Linked DNA regions of Homo sapiens: region 2 is linked to region 1. A link is an interaction called in ENCODE POLR2A ChIA-PET data of the cell type or tissue named here. Cell type or tissue: Caco-2. All regions are shown on one strand.

The links. ChIA-PET counts read pairs that join two places held together with the same protein. Peaks named below come from ENCODE experiments on the same cell type or tissue, not always from the same donor. Only the 100,000 strongest peaks of a DNase experiment are listed, where the experiment ranks them.
Region 2: POLR2A ChIA-PET joins it to region 1 with 5 read pairs; 4 of 35 experiments call an interaction of 5 or more read pairs at or near these places.

Annotation. Positions count from the first base shown.
Region 1 is chr15:88,993,709-88,997,708 of GRCh38, reverse strand. No RefSeq gene overlaps it. Among named protein-coding and RNA genes, the nearest start is that of CARMAL, 45 kb to the left of the region's middle. RefSeq lists an enhancer at 3,641-4,000. In Caco-2, no CTCF peak of the experiment used is centred here; a DNase peak (open chromatin) is centred at 2,048; H3K4me3 peaks cover 1,254 bases.
Region 2 is chr15:89,119,517-89,123,516 of GRCh38, reverse strand. The region is part of intron 3 of ABHD2 (abhydrolase domain containing 2, acylglycerol lipase); the gene reads right to left. It also overlaps the pseudogene RNU7-195P. Among named protein-coding and RNA genes, the nearest start is that of ABHD2, 33 kb to the right of the region's middle. In Caco-2, no CTCF peak of the experiment used is centred here; a DNase peak (open chromatin) is centred at 1,866.

The DNA of each region.
Region 1 (4,000 bases):
AGCAGTCCCTTTTTTTCTGGGTGTGGGGCAGGACTCTCTCCGGAATGGGGATCTTATGACCCACAGTCAAACAAGGTAGGTTAATTTCTTTATGACCAGTTTTTACACAGAAAGGGGGTGGGATTAGAGCAATATTTTGGGGTTTTATGGCTGGCTGTGGGGAAAAGGGGCTCTGATTCCTATGGCTCGCCTTGGGGAAAGGTTCTAGTTTCTATGGCTAGCCTGTGGGGGAACAAGGGGCCAGAGACAAAAGGGCAGAAGGTCATAGAAAAACTTATTTCTGGAGCTGCTTCTGAGACTTTCATCTTGGAGTATGGTATTGTGGGCCCCAACACACCTGTAGATGAAAAGAGTCAAACTCTGTAAAATATTTGAAGAGATTTATTCTGAGCCAAATATGAGTGACCATGGCCCAGGACACAGCCCTCAGGAAGCCCTGAGAACATATGTCCAAGGCGGTCGGGATGCAGCTTGGTTTTATACATTTCAGGGAGACATGAGACTTCAATCAAATACATTTAAGAAATACATTAGTTTGGTTCAGAAAGGTGGAAGTGGGGGCTTCCGGGCTATCGATAGATTTTAAAATTTTCTGGTTGACAATCGGTTTTTATCTAAAAATCCATCAGGATCAATAGAAAGGAAATGTCTGGGTTAAGATAAAGGATGGTAGAGACCAAATTCTTACTTGCAGAAGAAGCCTCCAGGTAGCAGGCTTCAGAAAGAATAGGTTGTAAATGCTTCTTATTAGACTTAAAGGTCTGTGTTGCTGTTAATATTGGAGAGGTATAATGAGGCATGTCCGATCCCTACTTCCCATCATGGCCTGACCCATCTCTCATGTTAAATTTTAAGAGCGATTTAGAATCCTTTGGGTATATACCCAGTATAGGGATGGCTGGGTCAAATGGTATTTCTGGTTCTAGATCCTTGAGGAATTGCCACACTATCTTCCACAATGGTTGAACTGATTTACACTCCCACCAACACGTATGTTTATTGCAGCACTATTTACAATAGCAAAGACTTGGAACCAATCTGAATGCCCATCAATGATAGACTGGATAAACAAAATGTGGCACATATACACCATCGAATACTATGCAGCCATAAAAAATGAATGAGTTCATGTCCTTTGCAGAGACATTGATGAAGCTGGAAACCATCATTCTCAGCAAACTAACACAGGAACAGAAAACCAAACACTGCATGTTCTCGCTCCTAAGCAGGAGTTGAACAATGAGAACACATGGACACAGGGAGGGGAATATCACACACCAGGGCCCGTCAGGGGGTCGGGGGCAAGGGAAGGGAGAGGGAGGGCATTAGGACAAATAGCTAATGTATGCGGGGCTTAAAACCTAGATGATGGACTGATAGGTGCAGCAAAGCAACATGGCACATGTATACCTATGTAACAACCCTGCACATTCTGTAAATATATCCCAGAACTTAAAGGAAAAAAAAGAAAAAGGCCGGGTGCAGTGGCTCACGCCTGTAATCCCAGCACTTTGGGAGGCTGAGATGGACAGATCACGAGTTCAAGAGATCGAGACCATCCTGCTAACACAGTGAAACCACATCTCTACTAAAAAAAAAAAAAAAAAAAATTAGCCGGGCATGGTGGCACGTGCCTGTAGTCCCAGCTACTTGGGAGGTTGAGGCAGGAGAATCACTTGAACCTGGGAGGCGGAGGTTGCAGTCAGCCGAGATCATGCCGCTGCACTCCAGCCTGGGCGACAGAGCAAGACTCCATCTCAGCAAAAAAAAAAAAAAAAGAAAAATTTAAGAGCGCCCTGGCCAAGGAGAAAGTCCATTCAGAGGGTTGGCGGGGTGGGGGGTGGGGGGCGCTTAGAATTTTATTTTTGGTTTATACACTTCATAAAAAGAAAACCTATGTATGTTAAGTGTGCAGTCCAAAGTCACTTAGGGAAAGCTGCATACACTGCATTCTGCCATCCCCAGTGCTCAGCACCCAGTGAGTATTGGGTAATGGGATAGATTCATCCATGAATCCTCGAGCTCCTGTACATTCCACTCCAGGGTTTCCAGCTGATAGGGCTCAGGCAGGGAAGCCTCCACAGCAGTGTAAAGGTCTTCAAGATCTGGGATTCCTTTTGTTCACTAGTCAGTGGGGAGGGACACCTTGAAGCCTCTCCTGGTTTGTATCTCCAGCTTTTCAAGGTAATGTCAGCCTAAAAGCTTCTTTAGATGTCCTGTGAACAATGTAAGATCCACAAGCGAGCCAAACAGAACACGTAACTGTTGGGCCCACAGATCTGACATTTCTTCTGGAAACGAGACTCCTGAGACTTTATTTTTTTGAGACAGGGTCTCGCTCTATCAAGCAGATGACTGCAGAGGCATGATCACGGCTCACTGCAGCCTCAAGGGATCCTCCTGCCTCAACCTCCCCAGTAGCTGGGACTACAGGTGTGCACCACCTTGCCCGGGTAATGTTTATATTTTTAGTAGAGATGAGATTTTGCCATGTTGGCCAGGCTGGTCTTTAACTCCTGAACTCAAGTGATCCTCCCACCTCAGCCTCCTAAAATGCTGGGATTACTGGTGTGAGCCACTGCACCCAGCTCGGTGCTGTAAACTTGGTCTGAGTTAAACTTCAGACTCTGGGATTCCACTTCAGAAGGAGGATACTTATAGATGTGAATGGAATTTGTAAAATGCCAAATTAGGCTGGGCACTGTGGCTCACGACTGTTAATCCCAGCACTATGGGAGGCCGAGGCAGGCAGATCACGAGGTCGAGTTCAAGACCAACCTAGCCAACATGGTGAAACCCTGTCTCTACTAAAAATACAAAAATTAGCTGGGCCTGGTGGTGCACACCTGTAATCCCAGCTACTCGGAAGGCTGAAGCAGGAGAATCGCTTGAACCCGGGAGGCGGAGGTTGCAGTGAGCTGAGATCGTGCCATTGCACTCCACCCTGGGCGACAGAGCGAGACTCCGTCTCAAAATATATATATATGCCAAATCAAATAGAATTCAACAGGTTGTGTTATCAGGGGCAAAGCCCACCTTTATTGAGCCCTCACTAATCTGTCATGGACTGTTCTGAATGTTAAAATTAAAAGAGTTCGTGTATTTAGAACAAACACTATGTGGTAGGTACTATGATGAAAACACTGGAGCACAGACAGAGTCAGTAACTTATCCCAGATCACACAGAAAGAAAGCAGCAGGAGCTGAGATTCAAGCCCAGGCAACTCACACTCTTGGCCCATAGCACACATTGCTACATAGTCTGTAGCAATGATCACTATTCACTGAGCATTTACTTTGCCTAGGACATGGAGCTAGTGTCTTAGAGCTACCTAATTTTATGTTGTCCTCAGCACAGTCCCTTCAGGTGAGAGGTATTATTCTCACTTATGCAGAGACTGAACAACTTACCCAGGGTCCTGGTGTGTCCGGAATATGGTTCCTTCCGGTGGGTTCGTGGTCTACGCTGACTTCAAGAATGAAGCTGCGGACCTTCGCCCTGAGTGTTACAGCTTAAAGTTGGCACGAACCTAAAGAGCAAAAGAACAAAGCTTCCACAGCATGGAAGGAGACCCAAGTGGGTTGCCTGCTGCAGGCTGGTGGTGTAGGGGGGTGTGGGGGTGGGGGCAGTTTTTATTCACTTATTTGTCCCTGCCCATGTCCTGCTGATTGGTCCATTTTACAAACCTGTAGCTAGTTACAGAAAAGTTCTCCAAGTCCCCACTTGACTCAGGAAGTCCAGCTGACTTCACCTCTCACCGGTGAATTGGTGGTGGGATTGGATTTGGACATGAGGTTGACTCCCAAATCCCTCCTCTCCCATATTCTTTCTGTTTTGTGAGAGGCAGGGTCTTGGTGTGTTGCCCAGGCTGGAGTGCAGTGGTGCGATATAGACTCACTGCAGCTTCGACCTCCTGGGCTCAGGCCATCCACCTCAGCCCCCGGAGTAGCTAGGATCACTAGCTAGCACCACTACACCTGGCTAATTTCACTTTTTTTT
Region 2 (4,000 bases), 130 kb before region 1:
TGCCTCTAGAAAACTTCCGTAATTAAAAAGCTTGAAAAACTGATCTTTTACAAATGCCTCCCCACGATGAGTCTCAGAGAAGTAGATCCTCAAATGCTCACTAACCAAGGCTGATGGATGACTAATTGGCAGGAAACTAAAGGTTTGGACACATTATGATGAGAACAGCATTCCAATTGGATTTCCGTTTGGAGCTTGTACTCCGGTGAGTGAAGAGAAAAAGGGAAAACCACCGGAGATGAATCCATTATGGTCTATGGAAGGGCCACAGGGCTCCTCCCATTCTCTTATGACTACCTGAAGCAGCTTCCAGGCGGACACGTCCAGAGAGGGCACCATGGCATAGGAGAGCCAACTGTAATTTTTGGCTTGGTGTTAGTGGGTATGCCCCTCACCCCTAAGTTTCAGGTGTCTCTCAAATCCACAGAGAACAATAATGTCCAGTTCTTTTTAATACAGGTGGCAGCTGGTTGCAGAAGAAAGCGATTACCTTTGCATCTCTGGGGAAGAAAGTACCCACATACATGTGGCTGTGGTTTTCATCATACTGCCTCCCTTCTCTGGACTCTGCAGGGGCTTCTAGATGTCTCTTGGATCCAGTGAAGACAACTCAACTCTCTGTTTTTCGGCCTATTAGCCAAGTCCTCCATCACACTCCTCCTAAATGCCTTCATCTTTAGCTATAAGACAGCCCATACTGGCAAGCTTGCTAACGAGTGAAAAAGCAGCAGCCTGGCTTCCCACAGGGCAGTATGTACATTTTAATAGCAGGCTTCCAGAGACAGGGCACCTGCTGCCTGTCTCTACTTCCCAACCGGGACCTGGTGATGAAAACTTCAGCCAGGCCCAGAGGGAAGGGTGGAGGCTGTGAACTGCCATTATGCATATGCCTGGGGTTGTCCTGCCTTAATTTAAGACCATAAGCAATCCATCTTCTTCCAGAAACAGGGTAGAGCCTTCCCAGATCAACAAAGCTCTGTCAGAGCTGAAGGTACACCTGATTCCCTAGAGCACCATTGAACAAGCCGGATACAGTGCAGTTTGTTTCTCCTGGGCAGGCACACATGGCGTCTGCCAAAATGAGAACATCGTTCACTTACACCTGTTTATGGAAAACAAGATACAGAATGGCATTGTACTTGAGATTTGGAACCACCAGGAATCCTGTTCTGTCTCCCCAGGTATGCGGCTCTTGATTTGGGGTGTATATTCCAGTGATAAAGAAAAGAGACACAAATTCTCATAAAACAAGATGGAACATTTTAAACGGACACAGAAGTTATATGTTGGGGAAACATGGTAGGAAGATGGAAGAAGGGCTCATTCTGGCTAAAGAGGAGTAGGGCGGCAAGTTAGAGAATAGTATCTCAGAACTGATGCTATTTAAGGCAGGGCACAGGGGCTCCCACCTGAAATCCCAGCGCTTTGGGAGGCCAAGGTGGAAGGATGGCTTAAGGCCAGGAGTTTGAGACCAGACTGGGCAACATAATGGGGCTCTGTCTCTATAAAAAAAATTTTAAAAATTAGCTGGGTGTTGTGGTGCCCACCTGTAGTCCCAGCTACTTGGGAGACAGGCAGGAGGATAGCTTGAGCTCAGGAGTTTGAGGTTACGGTGAGTTACGATTGCACTACTGCACTCCAGCCTGGGCAACAGAGTGAGACTCTGTCTCTTAAAAGCAGAATTGATGCTATTTAAGTTTTCTTATAGGATAAGAGGCATTTTGGTGCTGAGAAAAAAGAGGGGATCTGGGATAGTGGGGAAACAACAGCCCAAAGGTCAGGTACTTCACAGGCAATGAGAGAATGCTGTGAGTAATGAGGCTGGACAGGTAGGTTCATGCCTCGGCTGCTGGCCTGCTTGAGGAAGCCAACTCGAGTAGTATTATGACAGATGGGTAGGTCAGAGGCAGGGAGGTCATAGTACACTTTTGTAAACACCCAAGGGACTGGTAGTTACACAGCTGAATACATACACAAAGCCCCTGAGCTATATACTTAAGATTTGTATATTTTACTGTATGTAAATGATAGCTTTAAAAAGTACTTAAAAAAAAAAAAGCCAAAGGGAGACAGTGCCAGCCTGTCCAGGAGTACGGGGGCTGGGAATAGTTAGAAGAAGACAAGCACACAAGAAAACCAGTCTCTTTACCCTGCAGTCAGGGACCCTCTCCCAGGGTCCTTCCCCTAAAAAGACCACTCTGATGTTTGCTAACAAAGCAAGGGTACCAGAATCAGAAGATGTCCGTGCTGAAGGGCACCATGGGAGACACACCTATTTCATTTTACATAGAAGGAAACCAAGGACCAGAGGGGCTATCATTTTATCCAGGGTTCTGTGGCCAGTTTAGAGGTAGAAGACCTAGGTTTGCATCCTAGTTCAAATTTCAATTCAAAGCTCTTTCTCTGCCCAACTGTTGCCAGCAGCCATCAGGAAATTTGAATGAATGACAGAATTCTGAAGCTATAAAAAAGTCAAACGTGAGTAGACAGGTAGCAGCATGGGTGAATGTTCATGGCAACGTTCATCATGGTTTGGTGAAAGCAGGTTACTAAACAATATCTATCACCGTGATTTTGTGGGGGCAAGTATAAGGAGAAGGAAAACCACAGGGATGATTGCCCACATATTAATAGTGCATTATCTCTGGGTAGAATTATAATTTTTTTTTTCACGTGGGAGGTTTTCTGCTAAAAACTGAAAAACCTGTTAGACAAATTCCAAAAGAGCTATAGGGCCAGTGTGGTGGCTCACGCCTGTAATCGCAGCACTTTGGAAGGCCGAGGCGGGCGGATCACGAGGTCAACAGTTCAAGACCAGCCTGACCAACAGGGTGAAACCCCATCTCTATTAAAAATACAAAAATTAGCTGGGTGTGGTGGCATGCGCCTGTAATCCCAGCTACTCAGGAGGCTGAGGTAGGAGAATCACTTGAACCCGTGAGGCAGAAGTTGCAGTGAACCGAGATTTGAGATTGCGCCACTGTACTCCAGCCTAGGCAACAGAGTGAGACTCTGTCTCAAAAAAGAAAAAAGAAAGAGCTATAACATTTATAGATAATTTTTGTGTGCTCTACCTTTTCCATTTAAAAAAATGAATATGCATCAAAGTTTTTATTGAAAAAAAAAGATTTGTATGACTATCTAGATTTTTGTCATAATTCCGAACTGGGCGTCTGCTTGTTTCACTAAAAGTAAACACTTCATGAGAACAAAAAATGAATCACTAGGTAAATATTGATCTGTTTCTAAGAGAACAGGAGACATAACATCCCACTGAAGCAAAGTTTTCCTCCAGACATTAAAAGATTAATTTATAATGTATCTTTGGGTAAATCATCTTAGAACAGATTTTCAAATTGACTTTAATGCTGAGGGGGAAAACAGTAATCCCTGCTCCTCGAGCATGCTTTCGATGTTCACCTTTCATCAACTTTTTTTCTATACCAGAACAGTAAGAAGACACGTCCTGATTCCGCGCATGTCATCATAACCAGCTACCCGCGGTCAGGATTACTGACTAATATTCACAGCTTGTTGTAAATCAGTTAACAGAACTTTCCAGCCTAGGCGAGTGCTTGTGAAGGCTGCAGACAGGCTTCCTTGTAGGAAAAAAATCTTCAAAGTCCCAGGAGAAGCACTTTCCCTCATAACAGACGTGTTTCCTGCCCTTAGCTTTCAACACATGGGAGGTTGTTATAGTCATGTGACACAGAAAAAGACTATGGGGGACAGTAGCTTCCAGTGGAGTGACAGAAACAGAAAGAGGGTCAGATGGGAATCAAAGGTCACCCAGGGGCTGTCATCATCAGGGGCTGGCCTCTGCCTCAGTTCTCTCACTTGTACCCAAGAAAAGTCCCTGTTCACTTCCCCAGAGATAGGAAGGCAGCCAACCTGGTGTCACACTCCAGTTTGAGTTCAGTTTCCCTCTCTGCTACTCCCAGTTTCCTCATCCCTAAAATGAAAGGAAAAATGAATCCAACCTTAAGGTTGGTAAGACTGA